4 separate regions of the Homo sapiens genome follow, and all the other regions are linked to region 2. A link is an interaction called in ENCODE POLR2A ChIA-PET data of the cell type or tissue named here. Cell type or tissue: GM12878. All regions are shown on one strand.

Region 1 (2,500 bases), 250 kb before region 2:
CAGTCTCTTCTTTCAAGCCTGCCTCAAATACCCTAAAATCCACAATAGCTACCAATTGTTCTGGGAATATTCTCCATTTTCCTACCCTCGTACCCCAAGTCATTGACCACATCTTATATTCTTCACATGTACTTCCTAGTGTTGACCCTATACTTCAGTGTTTTGTGCCTGACATTTCCTTTGTCTTGGGGGTAGCCTTGTAGCCCAGTCTAGATAATCCCCAAGTCATTTCCACATGGACTGTTTGATAAGGAAAGGCTAAAAGACTTAGATAAAATCTTAGGTGGCTAGTATGAATTTTATTCTATAACTCTGGTATCAAAAAAAAGTGACATTACCTTATTTTTCCAAAATTTCTTCTAACTCAAATGAAATTGACCTGGTATTTCCTACTTGAGTAAATGACAAGCAATGGAGTCTGCCACATGTTGGAGAGCCTTACTCTTACCCCCCTAGAGCTTCTTGAGAGCTCAGGTACTTATGGAACATCTGGGGAAAGATTTCTGGCCTTTGTTCCATCATTATCACTGCAGAAGTTCCCATTTTCAAAGCCTGTGTTAATTAGGAAGTTCTATCACTCTATGCCCAGTGTAGGTACAGGGATCCTTTGCCAAGCCCCTAGAGGTTTAATGGCTCAGCATCCAAATGCTACCCTTTCAGAGAGTCTCTTCCTCATTCAAACACCTTCTTCAAACTTCCCAGCAAAACAAACAAACAAAAAATCCCTCTCCCTTATCTCCTACCTGAAGAAGCTACCTCCCAGTCAGGCAACTCCTGCCTCTCTGCATACCGTATCTTAGAGACAAAAAAACTAAAGACAAAAATCTTTAACTCTGCCCCTTGGGACTCCCAGCCCTGCTGGCCGTCTTTCAGGAGGGGAGAGAAAAGAGGTCTCATTGATTCAGATTTTTCCACAAAGCAGTAAGAACAAAACAAAGCAATTTATTAATTATCAGCAGCCGCAAAATACAAATGAATTCCTCAATAAATTATCCTGCCACAGTGGTTCATAAATTCTAATGCACTGGTACAATGAATACCAACGGATACTGGTCTGTGACCTGAACAGAGGTTGCATCTCTATAAAGTTTATAGATCCAGCTTCTCTTGCATCAATTATCTTCACCAGCCATTAAAGTCATTCAGCTTAATGTGATGCTCTGATTTTATGCTCACCAAGCCATCTACTTAAAAGTGGACTTTCTATGTAAATTTGCTTATAGAAAGAGAAGGCATTTATGAGTGAGAACATGTGTGGTGTTTGGTTTTCTGTTCTTGTGTTAGTTTGCAGAGAATGATGGTTTCCAGCTTCATCCATGTCCCTGCAAAGGACATTAACTCATTCTTTTGTATGGCTGCATAGTATTCCATGGTGTATATGTGCCACATTTTCTTTATCCAGGCTATCATTGATGGGCATTTGGGTTGGTTCCAAGTCTTTGCTATTGTGAATAGTGCTGCAATAAACATGCGTGCAAAGTGGGAGCTGAACAATGAGAACACATGGACACAGGGAGGGGAATATCACACACCAGGGCCTGTCAAGGGGTGGGGGGCAAGGGGAGGGAGAGCACTAGGACAAATACCTAATGCATGCTGGGCTTAAAACCTAGATGACAGGCCAGACACGGTGGCTCACGCCTTTAATCCCAGCACTTTGGGAGGCCAAGGCGGGTGGATCACGAGGTCAGGAGTTCAGGACCAGCCTGGCCAAGATGGTGAAACCCTGTCTCTACTAAAAATACAAAAATTAGTTGGGCATGGTGGCAAGTGCCTGTAATCCCAGCTACTCAGGAGGCTGAGGCAGAGAATTGCTTGAACCCAGGGGGTGGAGGTTGCAGTGAATCGAGACTGCGCCACTGCACTCCAGCCTGGGTGACAGAGTAAGACTCCGTCTCAAAAAAACAAAACAAAACCAAACAAAAAAAACCTAGATGAGGGGTTGATGGCTGCAGCATACCACCATGGTACATGTATACCAATGTAACAAACCTGCATGTTCTGCATATGTATCACAGAACTTACAGTATAATTAATAAATAAAACAATTTAACTCATTCACATGTTTGCAAAGACCCTAAATAAAATATTAGTAAAGTAGCCGGGGGTGGTGGTGGGCATCTATAATCTCAGCTACTCAGGAGGCTGAGGCAGGAGCATCGCTTGAACCCAGGAGGCGGAGGTTGCAGTGAGCTGAGATCGTGCCATTGTGCTCCAGCCTGGGCAACAAGAGTGCTACTCCATCTTAAAAAAAAAAAAAAAAAAAAAAGTAAATATAGCGTTGGAATAAAAGAGAAAATACATTGAAAAAAAAAAAAAAGAGAGAGAGAAGCCATTTACCAACCAGTATGGACATTCCCACCTACTCCACTCCCCTAATGTTATATTTTTATAGTACATAGTAATAAATTATCATTCTTGCTTATATATTAATCTCTAGTGAGTTTGGTCCAATTACATCAGACCCTGTAATAAGTGGAATAATGGTCCCCCAAAGATG
Region 2 (2,500 bases):
AAAAAAAAAAAAAGAAACCATGCTAAAAGTATGTCATTTGCATATGTATAAGAATATCTGTAGATGAGAAAGACTGCTAGGTTAAAGTGTATGTGCATTTGTAATATTTACAGATATTACCAAAAAATGTCCTTCATTTACATCACCATGGCCTCAGCATTACAATGTGTTTATCAGATTTTTTTATATTCACCATTCTAATAGATGAAAAATACTATCCCATTTAGTTGTAATTTGTGTCACTCTAATTTGAGTGTGGTTGATCCTTTTTTTCATATGATTAAGAGCCATTCGTATATCATTTTCTGTGAGCCATCTGTTCATATCTATTTTTCTTTTCTTGTTTATGATTTGTCTTATTTCTGTCAACTGTAGAAGCTCTTTCTGTTTATAAAAAATTTGCCTATTAGGTTTAGGAATTGTAGAACTTTCCATCCTCCCCCATTCCTTGATTGTCATATATGTTTATGGTGAAGTTTTTGTTTTAAAATGCCATACTTTTTTGTGTGTGTTGAATTTGGCACTCTGGCTTTATACTATTCATACAAAGCCTTCCCCATTCTGAGATCGTAAACACAACCCATGCTGTCCTGGTGCTATTACAGCTTCCCTTTTCACAGTAGATCTCTGATTCATCTAGACTTTATTGAGATAAAAGGTGCGAGATAGGTAGTCATCTTTTTTTTTTTTTTTTTCGTTGTAAATGGCTATCTAGTTTTCTCGAACTACTGGCCTTGTGTCTTTTCCCTGTTGATTTGAAATGCCACCTTTATTGCACACTTCAGTGGTTCCCAACCTTTTTGGCACCAGGGACCGGTTTTGTGGAAGACAGCTTTTCCCCAGACCGGGGTGGGGGATGGTTTCAGGATGACTGAAGCGCATTACTTTATTGTACACTTTATTTCTATTATTACTACATTGTAATATATAATGAAATAATTATATAACTCACCATAATACAGAATCAATGGCAGCCCTGACCTTGTTTTCCTGCTCTAGAAGGTCCCATCTGAGGGGGATGGGAGACAGTGACAGATCATCAGACATTAGATTCTAACAAGGAGCACGCAACCTAGGTCTCTTGCCTGCACAGTTCACAATAGGGTTCATGCTCCTATGAGAATTCAATGCCCCAGCTGATCTGACAGGAGGCGGAGCTCAGGCAGTAATGTGAGCAGTGGAGAGTGGCTGTAAATACAGATGAAGTTTCACTTGCCAGCCTGACACTCACCTCCTGCTGTGCAGACCTGTACCAGTCTGGTCCGTGGCCTTGATTTCCATATGTATGTCTCTTGACCCATTTCCCATCTTAGTAATTCATGCCATTGACCTTCCCATCTATCCACCACACTGCTCTATGATGTGTTTTTAATATCCAGGCGAGCTCATCCTCTCAGGGCTCTTCTTTGTTGAGAAATACTTTACTGTTTTCACATTATTTAACCATGAGATCTTTAGAATCAACTTGTGCAATAACCCCAACAGTTTTTTTAAAATTCTGGAAGTATTTTTTTGTTTAAATTGGAAGTGCCTTAAATTATATAGATATAATTGAGATAATTGTCATCACCTTTTAAAATTTTGCCTTAGTAGCATTTTAAAGTTTTCTTCATATAAATTTTGCATATTCCTTAAGATTTGCTGGGGATTTTGCCCTTTTGCTATTATCATAAATTATATCTCTTCTTTTGTGTCATTTTGCTGGTGTGTGTAAAATATATAAAATATCCCTTAATAAGGTTGTTTAAAAATTAATACCAAATGCCTTTTACATATCCTTGAAGATGATCATATATCATTTCACTTTGGTCTATTTATAAGGTGAATTGTTTTGATAGTATAAGATCCTCGTGTTCTCTATGAACCCATAAAAAAGGACGATTTTATGTTCTTTGCAGGGACATGGATGAAGCTGGAAACCATCATTCTCAAAATTATTCCTTGAAAGTTTGTTAGAATTCTCCCTCTGAAGCTATCTCATCCTGATTTTGCTTATTTGTATATTTATTTATTGGAGGGAAGGTGGCTCTTTAACATCTATTTCATCTGTGATATTGACATATTTACATTTTCTGTGTTTTCTTTGGCTAAGGTGTGGTTTCTTAAGTATATGTTACATATTATTTACTGAAAATCTTCAGTTACTGTTTGAGTCTCTTCTGATACAGGGTGAGGTTATCTCTTATTGTTGAGTTGTTTTCAAAAGTAGTGGTTCTTTCCTTATAGTCTATGTTTTCTGGAATTTGACAATCATGTCTCCCATTCATTTAGATATTAGGATATTAAGGACTATTGCATAATCTTATCATCAGGATGGTAATACTGTAGGCCGTACTGTATGATTACGCTGCTCTGGGGACTGTGATTGCTTTCTTTGGTACCTTTGCCCAGTGGTGTCCAGTTTTACTGCTGATTGTGCTTCATAGTGTCAGTTCTTAACAGATACAATTTATCTCAGTCTTATATATTATAGGCTCTCAGTAATTCTAGTGAGTAAAGT
Region 3 (2,500 bases), 60 kb before region 2:
TTTCTTAGCAAGAGTACTGGAACATAATTGTGGATGCCTAAGAGGAAGTGTTTGAGTCAGGAAAATTTCAGTTGTCCTGAATTGATGAACGAGTCTCTTTTTAGTAAATGCTTCTTTTAACGGTCATGGTTAGTTAGGACTTAGAGACAAATTACAGAGTAGCTTATTGTTATTTCTGTTGTTGTATAATAAACTTTTGGAGATGAACTTCATTAAATGCCCCTGGTCTGGTTTTGTTGGTGAAAAGCTGAAATAAATCTATTGTTGTTAACATCTGTGGTGATATAGACTTGAAATTATAATCTTAGCATGGGTTAGAGGAGCTGTGAGAAACAGTGAAAATTCATATAGCACTTATTATACACAGTGTATGAAATTAATAATCTCTGCATCCTCCTCCCAATTGCTGAAATTATTCTTACGGTTTCCATTTCATTGTGGTACCATAGAGTATGTAAGGGATGCTGGGGCTAAGACTATTAGCATTATGGGAATATTTAAATATAATTTAATATGAGAAAAATCAGAGGAATGTGCAAACTCTAGGCTGTATTTCTCCCTAATGGGTAAATCCAGTCATATATCTCTGACAGAATTGTAAAAACACTGAGTTATTTGATCTTTCCTGACTGACTTATCTTGGAGTCATTTATATTTATAACATGCTGTGCACCAAAGCATGAAAAGCAGAAGCATACAGTTTCGCTCTCATCTGAAGTAATAAAATATTTTTTATTTACATAGTCAATCTGGGATAGATTATAGTAGAAAACCCCTACAAATCTGAGATACTGAAAGTGGTAGCCGTTTTCAGAGATAAATAAGTAACCTATTAGCCTGATTAGATGTCTTTGCTACTCACATGGTAAATAAGGCGTAACTTTGCTTGTTTACTCCTTTAAATTTCCTTATAGATGTACTTACTTTCTTTTTATATGTTTAAGGTCTTAGTAGAATTTCATCCCTTCCTCCAGCTTTTTATTGTATAAAATGTTAAATGTGGAAAAATTGAAGAATTTATGTAGCATAGCACATCTGTATATCTACTACCTAAATTAATTAATTAACATGGTGCTGTATTTCGTTTCTCTCTCTCTGTCTTTTTTTTTTTTTTTTTTTTTGAGACAGTCATCTCGCTCTGTCACCCAGGCTGGAATGCAGTGGCGCCATCTCCGTTCACTGCAACCCCCGCCTCTCGGGTTCAAGTGATTCTCCTGCCTTAGCCTCCCGAGTAGCTGGGATTACAGGCGCCCGCCACTACATCCAGCTAACTTTTTTGTATATTTAGTAGAGACGGGGTTTTGCCATGTTGGCCAGGCTGGTCTCGAACTCCTGATCTCAGGTGATCTGCCTGCCTTGGCCTCCCAAAGTGTTGGGATTATAGGTGTGAGCAACCGTGCCCAGCCTGCATTTGCTTTCTCTATTTGTGTGTGTATATGTGTATGTGAAGGTATGCGGATGTGTGTATATATATATATATGTTTTTTGCTGAACAGTTTGAGATTAATCAGGGTAAGGAGATGTCATGATGCTTACCCTCTCTCTCTATATATTTTTTAAGGCAGGGTCTCACTATGTCACCCAGGCTGGAGGGCAGTGGTGCAATCATAGCTCACTGCAGCCTCGAACTTCTGGGCTCAACTAATCCTCCCACCTCAGCCTCCCAAGTAGCTGGAACTATAGGCACATGCCACCACACCTGGCTAATTTTAATTTTATTTCTATAGAGAGAAATCTTACCATGTTGCCCAGGCTGGTCTCAGACTCAAGTGATCCTCCTGCCTCAGCCTCCCAAGTATTCAGATTATAGGCATGAGCCACTGTGCCTGGCCTAAGTTCTTGAGCATCTGTTTCCTAATAGTAAGGGCATTCTCGTACATAAAGACACTAACATTTCAAAATATGAAAAATGAACGATAATTTTCTCATTATATCTGGTATCCAGTCCATATTTAAATTTATCTAGTTGTCTCCAAATTGTCTTTTATGGCGATTTTTTCTTCCTAAATTCAGATACACAGTGCTCATGCATTGCAATTCATATTGTAGTCCTAAACTCTTTTATGTTTAATCTAGCATCTAGAACAGTTCTCTCACTTTTTTTTTTTTTTTTTTTTTTTTGAGATGGCGTTTTGCTCTTGTCACCCAGGCTGGAGGGCAATGGTGCTATATTGGCTCACTGTAACCTCCGCCTCCTGGGTTCAAGTGATTCTCCTGTCTCAGCCTTCCGAGTAGGTGGGATTACTTGTGCCCACCAACACGCCCAGCTAATTTTTGTATTTTTAGTAGAGACAGGGTTTTACCACATTGGTTAGGCTGGTCTCGAACTCCTGACCTCAGGTGATCCAATGGCCTTGGCTTCACAAAGTGCTGGGATTACAAGTGTAAGCCACTGTGCCTGGGATTTTTTTTTTTTTTTTTTGACATTGACTTTAGAAAGAGACCAGGCCACTTGCCTTGGAGGACATCCCACATGGAGGATGTGTCTGATTGTTTCCTG
Region 4 (2,500 bases), 60 kb after region 2:
TTCTCCACCGTGTAATTGCTGTTTTATTTTTTCGTTGCAACTAACAAGCAGTCTGTGACAAGATAGTTCAAGACCATCTTAGCATCCAGCTGCAGACCCACTTTTGACTCTAGTAAAATAGATGGCCACCTGTTTGCATGATTTCAGGAGCACAAGAAAGACACAAAGCTTCTGGAATAAAGATATATCCCCTCCATTTTTAATACACAATTGGATGGTCATTCCAATAATTTTGTCTTCTAAGATGTATATATTCCTGAATTTTTTTTAAAAAGGAAGTATTGTTACATGCCAGATCATGTGCTTTGTATATTACATAAGTTATCGTTATTTCATTTCTTCAATAAATATTCGTTGATTGCCTCCCATGTGTCAAGCACCACTCTGGACACTGAGAAAGTAGCATTAAAGACACAGAGGTCCTACACTTACGAGTTTACATTCTAGGTAAAGGTATAAGTGAAAAGTGCATCCTGAGTGATGATGCAGGATTTGAAGCTCAAGGTCAAGTGACTGGCCAGTTCAGTTACATGTAAAAGGCGTGGCCCTGCTTTCCCACTGTGGTATATTGCCTCTTCATGCTGTAGACTAGTGGCAGCACTAAGTCTTGTCATGCTTACAAACCTTAGTGATGCCTGATTGCATCAAACCTTTTCTTCAGAGCAGATCTTGGCAGAAGAAGAGCGGCCATTATACTTATGTGTGCATGAACAATGCTTCCAGTAATGTGAATGGGTATGGAAGGAATAAGGGATGGGTATATACTAAATATAGACTGAGCCCAGTTCATAGTTTTGTCTAGGTCTAGTTTTCATCCCATCTTTTTTTTTTTTTTTTTTGAGGCAGAGTCTCGCTCTTGTCGCCCAGGTTGAAGTGCACAATCTCGGCTCACTGCAACCTCCACCTCGTGGGTTCAAGCAATTCTCCTGCCTCAGCTTCCTGAGTAGCTGGGATTACAGGTGCCCGCTACCATGCCTGGCTAATTTTTGTACTTTTAGTAGAGACAGGGTTTTGCCACGTTGGCCAAGCTGGTCTCAAACTTCTGAGCTCAGGTGACCTGCTCACCTCAGCCTCCCAAAGTGCTGGGATTTCAGGCATGAGCCACTGCACCCAGCCTGATCCCATCTTTTAATCTAATAGCAATACATGCGCTGATTTACTAACTACCCAATTCCAATGGTTATTAGAAATTGCTATTGTTATTCAACATTTTGGTGGTTTGGGAAGGAATGTTTAAATGTCACATTTCCTTAATATCAGCCCAAGACTGTTTTATTTGGAGCTTCCTCCCATTTTCCCATCAGCAAAGGTGAACTCTATCTTTGCAGTCAGTTCTAGATTTTCAAAATGGATTCGTACTTATTGATCTCCTCTTTATTTCTCCTGTTGTTTGTCTTTCTCATTGCATAGCACAAACACTTAGCATTCTCACTTGAAGTGGGACCCGACTCAGTACCTAACTACTACACAGTGAGTAGTTCGTGAGGATTCCTGGAAGGGAGGGAAGAAGAGAGGGAGAGAGATAGGAAATTAGATGATGAGGATTAGGCTTTGGTAAGCAAATTTCAGTGTACTGCTTATTTGATGTACAGATCTCTGGGTCTTAACTGATAGCTGCAAACACTCCATCATTTAGGTAAAGTGTATATTATGTCCCTTTAAATTCATTTCCTTGTGTTTGTCTAAATTGAAAATCATCTGACACTTTTCCACATGCTCATAAAGCTTCATGGGTTTTTCCTGAAGTTTAACCATGCTTGCTACCATTATATTATGTGGAAAAGCCTAATATCCTCCTAAAGTAGGAAACTTGACTTCCAAGTCATATATCAATCATTCAGTCAGTTGGCCCAGCCCAGCTTTCCCTCTAATGATGAGTCTGTTTGTTCCATCAGCCAAGGCCATTAAGCCTGTAGGTGTTGAGCTGCAGCTCTGCACAGGTCCTGTGCTCAGTGCTGTGAGGGCCTCCCTGCCAGCTACTGCACCCTTGCCTCCAGAGTGAATTTTCTGCTCTAATTGGGCAGATTGTATTACTCCTCTGTACTCACAGAATGTACCAGGTCCAACCTTCCTTAGCACCTTTATTTTAGCATGCTACTTAAAATGTCTTTGAGCTTTCACTCTCATAGAGTTTTAAAAACGCATATATACCTGTGCCCATGATTTCGGGAGTCCCTAGAAGACAGAAAACCTCAAGAAAAAAAAAAGATACTTTTATTCTATCCCCAACTTACAATGTTTTGTGTTATTTTAACATAAGGTTGATTTTTTTTTCTTTTTTGGCTGAAGGAGGAGTATTTGGTATAAGGAATTCTCACTCCTTGTTTTCCTTCTGTAGGGCAATTATCTGTCCTTGGCAGATACATCTCTATGATTTTAAAAAAGGAGGGGAATAGCTGGCCCTGATGGAAAAAGGAAGTCACAAGGAAAAGAAAAGAGAGTAGTGAATTCACAGGGCCAGTGATAAGGATTATGGAGAGCTAAAATATGATCCTTACTT

What was found. Peaks named below come from ENCODE experiments on the same cell type or tissue, not always from the same donor. Only the 100,000 strongest peaks of a DNase experiment are listed, where the experiment ranks them.
Region 1: POLR2A ChIA-PET joins it to region 2 with 5 read pairs; 2 of 35 experiments call an interaction of 5 or more read pairs at or near these places.
Region 3: POLR2A ChIA-PET joins it to region 2 with 6 read pairs; 10 of 35 experiments call an interaction of 5 or more read pairs at or near these places.
Region 4: POLR2A ChIA-PET joins it to region 2 with 5 read pairs; 5 of 35 experiments call an interaction of 5 or more read pairs at or near these places.

Annotation. Positions count from the first base shown.
Region 1 is chr13:46,393,584-46,396,083 of GRCh38, forward strand. No RefSeq gene overlaps it. Among named protein-coding and RNA genes, the nearest start is that of RUBCNL, 7.6 kb to the left of the region's middle. In GM12878, no CTCF peak of the experiment used is centred here; no DNase peak of the experiment used is centred here.
Region 2 is chr13:46,647,117-46,649,616 of GRCh38, forward strand. All of the region lies in intron 1 of LRCH1 (leucine rich repeats and calponin homology domain containing 1), which reads left to right. Among named protein-coding and RNA genes, the nearest start is that of LRCH1, 95 kb to the left of the region's middle. RefSeq lists a silencer at 1,069-1,238. In GM12878, no CTCF peak of the experiment used is centred here; a DNase peak (open chromatin) is centred at 1,170.
Region 3 is chr13:46,587,497-46,589,996 of GRCh38, forward strand. All of the region lies in intron 1 of LRCH1 (leucine rich repeats and calponin homology domain containing 1), which reads left to right. Among named protein-coding and RNA genes, the nearest start is that of LRCH1, 36 kb to the left of the region's middle. In GM12878, no CTCF peak of the experiment used is centred here; no DNase peak of the experiment used is centred here; H3K4me3 peaks cover 438 bases; H3K27ac peaks cover 1,018 bases.
Region 4 is chr13:46,707,456-46,709,955 of GRCh38, forward strand. All of the region lies in intron 13 of LRCH1 (leucine rich repeats and calponin homology domain containing 1), which reads left to right. Among named protein-coding and RNA genes, the nearest start is that of ESD, 88 kb to the right of the region's middle. In GM12878, no CTCF peak of the experiment used is centred here; no DNase peak of the experiment used is centred here.